Linked DNA regions of Mus musculus: region 1 is linked to region 2. Evidence: chromatin contacts called from ENCODE Hi-C or POLR2A ChIA-PET data. All regions are on one chromosome and are shown on one strand. Each heading gives the region's core, a stretch centred on a gene start or an enhancer-like site at or near the end of the contact. The rest is flanking DNA. Distances are from core to core; before and after follow the strand shown. Region 1 has its middle 71 kb from the start of Gm39264. Region 2 holds the start of Cibar2 (CBY1 interacting BAR domain containing 2).

Evidence for each region. A loop is a pair of places that touch in the nucleus more often than their neighbours do. ChIA-PET counts read pairs that join two places held with the same protein, here RNA polymerase II (POLR2A).
Region 1: a map of heart shows a loop between it and region 2 (2.1-fold over the local background). The contact joins the enhancer-like site here to the promoter of Cibar2 in region 2. A Hi-C loop is called at or near these places in 1 of 37 maps with a recorded cell type or tissue (heart). POLR2A ChIA-PET finds 5 or more read pairs at or near these places in 1 of 5 experiments (embryonic stem cell).

The regions. Positions count from the first base shown.
Region 1 is chr8:120,413,838-120,417,972 of GRCm38, reverse strand. It overlaps a transcript of Gse1 not described here. Among named protein-coding and RNA genes, the nearest start is that of Gm39264, 71 kb to the right of the region's middle. Within about 2 kb of position 1,697, at least 1 of the 3 ENCODE cell types and tissues checked has a DNase peak (open chromatin) inside an H3K27ac peak, as active enhancers do; it is heart, where a contact is called at or near this core.
Region 2 is chr8:120,175,147-120,179,474 of GRCm38, reverse strand. It overlaps Cibar2 (CBY1 interacting BAR domain containing 2), which reads left to right and starts at 2,006. Exons shown (of 9, transcript NM_001033980.2): 1 at 2,006-2,161. The coding sequence starts at 2,142.

The DNA.
Region 1 (4,135 bases), core at 448-2,947, 240 kb before region 2:
TCCGGGCGGGCAGATGTGCATTGTGACTGTGGTGGGGATCTTTTTCCCCAATGTGGCTTCAATAGTACTCACGTGCCCTTGCCTGCAGGTTAGACCTTGATAATCGTGCTGTCTTTTTCCATGAGGACAATGGACTCAGAGTCTCATCTCTGGCAGAGGCTCAATCCCTGAGCCTGCACCCTTAGCTCCCAATAAACCTAGTTTTGTTTTGTTTTGTTTTGTTTTGTTTTGTTTGAAACCTCAGGAGCCCAGGCTCTATTTAATTCTATGTAATTCTTGCTGTTACCGAGAGTGACCCCTGACCTCTGATCCCCTCGCCTCCACCTCCTGAGTACCAGGATTACAGGTGTGTGTCACCACACCTGGCTTTTAAAAACACGGTAAGACATCTACATGAGAGCGGATCATGAAATAAACAAGGGCCTCACTGTGCTGGAAGGGAAGGTCTTGGGGCTGAGGCTGAGCTCTGCCTCCCCGGGGCCACCCTGGGAGCCCTGGTGAGCCGCATCAGCAGGGCTGGAGGCCTCATCATTATTTGTGTCTCATTCCCCGTGGGGGAAACGTAGTTGCCTTCCCTAACAATAACAAAGTATCAGGGCGGCTCTTAAAAGCCACCTCTCACATTTCCTAGAGGCCACCAGGCTCAGAAGTGGCAAGCTAGCCCTCCAAGATCACACAGCAGCTATTCTGACAGCTAGGCATGCTGCCCCCTAGAGCATTGCCAGCCCTGGCCACTTCCTCAAAGCCCATGGATATTCATTAAATACATCTCAACTGAGCAGAATACAGGCCTAACAGGCTCCTGCGCCTTGATCACACAAGAGGGGGCGGGGCTTGCCGCTGCGTGCTCAAATCCAATCTATCCTACTTGGCAAGCGCTCACCGCCTGCCTGTGGGCTGTAGGAAAACTGGCTTGGTGTGGCAGGGTGGTGACCACTGCCTACTGTAGAAGCCAGGGCTCTGCTCAGCCCTCACGCCTCCTGGGCCTGGGCAGCAGCTGGCCACGGTCCCAGGGAGGCCCTTAGTTTCCCAGCCGCCCCTGGCTTTGTTTACCCGGGCCCTTCCAGGCCAGGAACCATCCGGAAAAGGCGGTTAGGCCGGGAACAGCTGCCTGGCGCCTCTGAATGGCTCAGATGTGGTGCGCGGCGGGGGCCAGAGCCAGTATGCTGCCGCTAGGTGAAATCGGCTGCCGTTAGAGTCACCAAGAGCAATTAAAACGAGAGGAAAAACAGCCAGGGTCCTCCAGAGGCACCCGACCAGCTGCTCCCTGCTCCCACCTCTTGGGCCCCTGGGGGTAGCTCGGGCTCTGATTCTTGCCTGGCTAGCGCGCACGCCCCGCCACCTGCCTTCCGCAGAGTCAATATTGACAGCCCCTGAGCAGCTCTCCGGCTTGCCAAGGGTTGGGGACGGGGAGGCAGAAGGCTCCGGATCTCCACTCGATTGCTGTGTGGAGAGATGAGATATTACCTTCCTGACCCAAAACCGGAGTTCACAGCTGCACTTCATTAGGCTCTTCCAGGAGGCCCAGGGAGAGGCCAGGGCTCACCTGCGGGCAGCAGCTGCTGCCTGCCTGCCTCCCTCCCTCGAGGCGCCCTGGGCTCCTGCCCAGGCTTCAGGGCATGGGGTGGACTGCCCAGGCTGGTCGCCAGCACTACCCGGAAGTCCCTCCACAGCCCTGCCAGGAGGGAGAGGAAATGACCATAGACCTGGGTCCGAATCTCCTAGAAAGTACTAGAAGTTGATGCTAGTGGGTATCACCCTCCTGGACTCCTCGCTTTGTCTCTCTGGGTGACATGTTCCCTATATGGTGCTGTAGTGTGTCTGGGTACACAGTAGATGCTCAATAAACGCCCCTTCCCGTCCCCTTTGCAGCTGTAGCTGCCTTTGGAATGCTCACACCGCATAACTGAGAGTTACTTTAACGTCACCTTGAAAGCACCTAGTCTACAAAGATCCAGAAGGCCAGTTGAGTCCCACAAGAGGGGCAGCCCACGTCTTCATCTCACAGGAGGAGCAGAGATACTCAACCAGGATTAAGGGCTTCCCCAAAAAAGCAGTGGAGCTGGAAGTTAAGGGGATCCCGCAGGCAGCAAAGTCAGACACTCCAGTCTAGGGGCCATCTCTGGGCAGCCACTAGGCTGCCTGACTCTGCTCACTGTTGTTCACCGCATCTTTGCTCTCGGCCATGACGTCTGTTAGTCATGCCTCAGCAGGCTCCAAGGTGTCCATGCTGTGACTCTGACCCACCACAGGAGCATGGTGGCTGGCAGAGAGAAGCTATGCAACCTGAACAGATCCCTTGAGCTCTCTGGGTCGTCCGTCACTGAGCATGAACCATATGGCTTGAAGGCTGTGCCTATGGAGGCGTGTGGGAGCCTGAATCCCAGTTTAGTTTTCTTCTCTGTCCCTCCATGTGCTTCAGACACTGGAGGGCGGGGGGCGGGGGGGGGGGGGGGAGAGGAACATGGTGGGACGATGACAGACTGACAGACCGGGACGGGGACAACAAGATTTTAATTCAGTCCCAGCTCAGAACCCTGTGCAATCCCGGGTGTAGCTCCCCAAGTCTGGGTCACCTTTCTAGCTCCGGGTAAGATGCACCATGCTCAGGGCTGATGTGGTGACAGGTGACAGGGACTCAGGTACTAAGGACCCCCCCCCCCCACCTCATCCCTAGTTCTTGTCCTCTCAAGATGTCCTTACAGCTGCCCTTTCCAGGTGGGAAAACTGAAGTCTGAGGAGACCTGGGTCAAGGTCAAATAAACGGAGCTGAGATTTGAACCCTGCACTTAGGTGCCCCAGTTTTCCACCACTATAAGCTTATGAGAACCCCTTTCTAGGGGCTTCTCCAGCCACTGGGGGTGGGGTGGGGGGTCAGGGGCTGTGATGGCTGGAGCGTGTGTGTGTGTGTGTGTGTGTGTGTGTGTATGTGTTTGTGTGTGTGTGCATGGGTGTGGAGGCCAGAGGTTGACATTTCCTGACTTTTCTGAGGCAAGCTCTCTCACTGAAGCTGGAGCTTGCAGGCCTGACTCACCAGCCAGCAAGCTCCAGGCGTCCAGCCTTTTCCTCTTCCCCAGTGGTGGTGGCATCACAGACTCGCCACACAGCCATCTTTTATGTGGGTGCTCGGGTAATCATACCGGGGTCCTCATGCTTGCATAGCAAGCAGTTCACCCACTGAGCCTTCTCCTCAGCCCCTGTGAAGAATCCTTACAGAGAGAGTAGCCCCTGAGTGTGGGGGTTGCACGTTGCTCACCAAATCCCCAGTGCAGCAAGCAGGAGCTCGGGCTGACGCAGGGCAGAGAGTTGGAAGTGAGAGGCCATATTGCCCAAGGACCCATTCCAGGTCTTGGCTAAAATGAGAGGCTACAGCCTATAGGGCCCCTGCCATGGAGTTGTAGAGGTGGCTCTAGGCTCTGGGATGGATGAGGAGGAGACAGGAGCTGTGCCTGAGAACTATAAGCTTCTGCAGTGACAGAGCCTGGGGAGGGAGGGTGCAGCCGGCCCTGAGGGAACTTGTAGGCCAGAAGAGCAAACAGGCTTAGAGAAATGTGCTCTTCTGCCAAGGGTAAGGATGCCAGAGGTCAAGAGCAGGCACCACCCTGTGAAAACTGCCTTCATGGGCCTCGCTCATGTGGCTCCAGCTGAGCTGGGGCTATAGACCTCACCACCATCAAATAAAGAACTGGCCCCAGAGAAGGCTGCCCACACCCGGACACCGTCCCTCCTCACAAGCCCAGGGGTTCATTGGAGCCTTGTTATCTGTCTTGGACCCAGCACTGACTCCCAAAGGGGAGCCAACTAGCGATGCCAGATCCCTCCCGAGGAGGCTGTCCCACGAGTGCCCTGGGCCTCTCTATATCGATACAGGCTCTGTCCTATACCTCACTGATGGATGGGAGGCTGAGGTGCGGAGTACCTCAGCTCCTGCCATTTCTCACAGTCCAGGGCAGAAGCAGGAGACCCGCCCCCCCCAGAACTCCTAATCTGGGCCCACAGTAGAGAGAGCAGTCAAGGTCTGGGTCTATGGGTCATTCCCAGAAAGGCTCCCCAAACAGTGCAATGCCAGGTTCGGTGGGGGATGGAGCTCTCTGGCATCGTGATGAGGGGCTGTGGTGACATAATGCTCACCGTA
Region 2 (4,328 bases), core at 757-3,256:
AGAGGGAGACAGAGAGAGGCAGAGACAGACACAGATAAAGACAGAGAAACAAGGAGAAACACGGAGACACAGAGAAAGACAGGAAAGGGACTACAGAGAACCAGACAAGGACAGAGAATATGCGCCCTCCAGTGGCCACCCTGGACAATGCGGGTTGGTGACTCTCCAGTCGGCCAACCTCCACTCTGACCCCCATGTCTTAGTTCTGCATAGCCCGAGACAGTTTTCATTTTTTCAAATTCATAAGGTTTCCAAGGATTCCAAGAGAGCCAATGACGAGACCTCGCACAGTCTGTCCTCCACACCTATGCCATACCTGTGTCTCCAGTCTCCTGTGTCCCCTCTGCAATCCCGCCACCCTAAGCAGGAGGACTGGAGTGTGGTCTCTGTCGCCCTCTGGTGGTCACAGGCTATAGTACAGGGCAGACAGGGACGAAGCTGATTAACTGGAATAGCTGGGGTCTGGAGGAAACCGATTCCTTAAGATAGAGAAGACCCCAGACAGACTGAGGCAGGGATGTAGTCGTCCACCACTGGCTATCAGAGGTGGGATTCAGTCACCTCTGCATTCCAGAAGCTGGCCATATTCTTGGGGCATTGGCATCCCTCACCCACAGACAGAAAAGCCACAGTCCGTCAATGGGTACAGGAGGCGGATTCTCTGCAGATTGGAACAGCAGCCTCTGAATGAGCCCCATCTCCCATGCCGGAGTGACTCATCTGCTCAGCCTGTCTGCTGAGACCCCGTTTCCAGTAAGGCGATGCTCTGAGACCCAGGGTGGACATGTACTTTGGGGAGACACTTTTCAATTCAGCTAACACCTCAGAAGGGAGGGATTACGGACCAGGAGACACAGAGCATCATTCAGAGAGAAAAATCACAGGACTGGCACAGCCCCGGTAGGAGTTCAGGGCCATGGCTGCCCCTAAACAGAGGGCACAGTACCGTAAAGGACACACAGAGATTTGTGTTGTCTGGGGAAACCTGTCCCTGCCCCCCAAAAGGGGAGCATAACACATGTGCCACAGAGACCCAGCACTCAGGTGTGCTCTGAGGGCTCGCTGGACAGGGGACCCGGCTCCCAGTGCCCAGCCCACCTATCTCCTCATCCCTGCCGCAGGGGCTCCAGTTCCTATTGGGCGATTGTCTAGGAGACTAGAGAGACCAGGGCTTTGCTTTCAGGCCACACAGCAGAGCTGAGGCGTGGGGTTTGAATCTGAAGCAGCTGACCGTAATGTTTCTGCCTTACTAAGTGTTTAAAACAAATCCCAGCATGATGGAGCTGGGACGCACACAAAAAAACGACCCAGTGTGACAGGCGTCCCGTGGAACTATCAATATCTTGCCTTGGGTTCTCTGCCTCCACCACCAGGCCTGCTTTGCACCTTAAGTGAAAAGGGGAGTGGGGCGGGGCGAGTGGGGCGGGGCGGGGCGGGCGGGGCGGGGCGGGGGCTGTGACCCGCAGACCTCTCAACGTGTTAGTGCTCTGACGCTGGAGTCACCTTCCCCAAGTCTAACAGTGGGAGTCGCATACTCTGGGAAGCCCAGGACTGCCTGATTCGCTAGGCACTCCTCTGAGCTGCTGCCTGTCCCCCCGCACCCCCCCCCCCCGCACTCCTTTGGTTCACCTTCTCCGCTTCCCTTTACCGTCTACTCCCCCCACCCTCAGTGACACTGGCTCCCACGCCCCGCCCACCGGGCCTTCTGCCTTGAGGGTGGAGGAGACTCTACACAGCAGGGTCCAGGGTGAAGTCCCAGGCAAGCTCCCTTCGGGGATCTCCCTGTCCGTTCCTGGTGGTTACAAGCACTTTGAACCCCCAAGAACACCATATTCAAAGGCATGTGGAGGTTCTGTGTCCCACTTCCAATTCATTTCAGAGAGTGGTTAAGCCCCAAGGCAAAGCTGGCCCTCCTCACCCCGCAGGGGAGGCCCTGGTTGCCCAGCAACCAGCTGGGCTCCTCCCAGGGCTTGCCTGGGGATGGCCCGTTGCCTGGCAACCAGGCAGCAGAGTCCCTTGAGCTTAGCCAGACCACACAGCTGGGCCCAGTACTAGCTGCCTTCTCTCTGACTAGGGGACCCCTGGGGCCCTGTCCTTATCCTCCCCAAGATCCTGGCAGCAGGTGCCTCTCTCTGTCCACAATGAACGTCGTCCTCTCCAGGTGAGCAGCCTGCGCTGCTGGGAGGGGTATGCAGGTGGGATCCTCACGTTCTGCCACATCGGGGAGGAGGGCAGGTGAGCCCCCTGCCATCCCTTCTCAAAGTGGAGGGAGGGCTTGAAGCATAGAGGTTACCAGAATGCGATCTGTCGGCCTCACCTGTGCTGCGTGAAGAGCAAGTGTAGCCACTCTCTGGTCTGTTCCCTGCTTTTGCTTGCCCCCTAGGAACCCCTCCAAAAACCCAGGCCCCAGACCTTGACACTGCTCCCTCTAATGGCCCCAGACTCCCTGTCACCTGCCCTCCCTGATTGCCTTTGAGTCTCCCTAGGACTCAGACTTCCAGTGTCCTGGATGCACCCAGAATGCTCTTTAAAAGCTGGCTTCCAGCCTTACCCACGGGGCCTGCTTGCCTGTCTAACTGTGTATGAGTGACAGCCATCCTGGAGTCTGGCCTGCTGTATGCCCTTGGGCGGGATGCTTTGCATCTCTGGGCTTTTGTTTACTTGATTAAAAAAAAAATGTCAATAGCAACCTCTTCTAGGGAAGTGTGAGCGGAGCATTTGCAAACTACAAAGTTGAAGCTCATTAGCAGGCGTGAGACAGTGCTCCTTATGGGGTCTGCCAAGTGGCCACCACTAGAGGCCACAAGAGGGGCTTGGGTTCTAGAGAAGGGAGGGCAGCAAGGGACAGGAAAGACCTGGGGCTGAGGGGAGGGGACTGTGACAGGACGCCTCAGGAGCCTCCTGTACCCTTATGAAGACTGAGCACACAGGTTGTCACTAACGCTGGCTGTGGGCAGGATGCGGGGTGTGGGAGGCGGCATGAGCCCTGGAGGTGTGTCAGAGAAGGCAAGCGTGTGGCATGCGGTGGTCAGTGGTCTGCAAAGAGCTCTGTGGAGGAGCCCAGGGCTGGTGGGAGGGAGAAGGGACCAGGCAGAGGAGTAAGGGTGATAGAGAGCCCAAGTACTCCGCAGGGAGCTTGATGGGGTCGGATGGCATCGTGTAGCATCCAGTGACAGCCATCACAGCTGTCCACAACTCCCTATCAGAGCATCCTTGGTACCAAATGGACTGCAAGATGCAAGACACTGGGAAGGGAGTATAAATTAAGTATAAATTTAATTATGAGTATAAATTAATTATGTATGTGTGTGTCTCTAACACTGTGCACACTGTGCAGAGGACAGAGGAAGACACTGGGTGTCCCCTCGATTGCTCTTGCTTATTTATTGAGACAGGATCTCTCACTGAATCAGGAGCTGGGCTGGCAGATAAAAACTCAGGCATCCTTCTGTCTCAGAGCCCCACAATGCTGGAGTTACAGGTGTATGTGGGGGCCACTCCTGACCTTTTGTCTTGTTTAAGATTGTGTGTGTGTGTGTGTGTGTGTGTGTGTGTGTGTGTGTGTGTGTATTTTGCATTGTTTTGTTTTTTGAGGCAGGGTTTCTTTATGTAGTCCTTAGCTGTCCTAGAACTCTCTGTGTAGACCAGGCTGGTCTCAAAATCCCAGAGATCAGCCTGTCTCTGCCTCACCAGTGCTGGGATTCAAGGCATGCCTGACCACACCCAGTTCATGTTTTTAGATTATCAGTAATGCACTTAGGTATATACAGAGGTGGATTTGTGCACAGGAGTACAAGTGTCCGAGGAGGACATATTGCTCTGAGCTGCAGCTACAGGTGGTTGTGAGTCTGAGAACTGAATTTGGGTGTTTCTACAAAAACAATAGACAGGCTTAACCACTGAGTCATCTCTTCAGCTCCTCCCCCCATTTAACACAGGGGCTGGGGATCTGAACTCCGGTCTCCATGCTTGTGTGGTGTCCGTCTCCCCCCTCCCCCCAGCTGTTTCTCCAGACCCTTGAACTATCTGTCAGCCTCAAATAGATTCCCAAAGGGCCATTCATTTAACCCAAAAGCTTCTAAGAAGGGAGAAAGAGGAACTAACAGGAAAAGGCCCATGGGTGTGGAGGGGGCTGGAGGAGAGGCTTCTGTGGCTGGTACAGTGGAGTGCACGAGACTGTGGGGGTGCTGCAGCCCTTCACAGGTCCCAGGGAACAAAGGGCCCACCTGATCTATCAACTCTTGCTCAACCACGGGGCACCGGCAGGTCTTGTCTTCTGCCTCACTGGGCTCACGATATTCCTCAGAACTGCCCAAGGACCAGGTGCT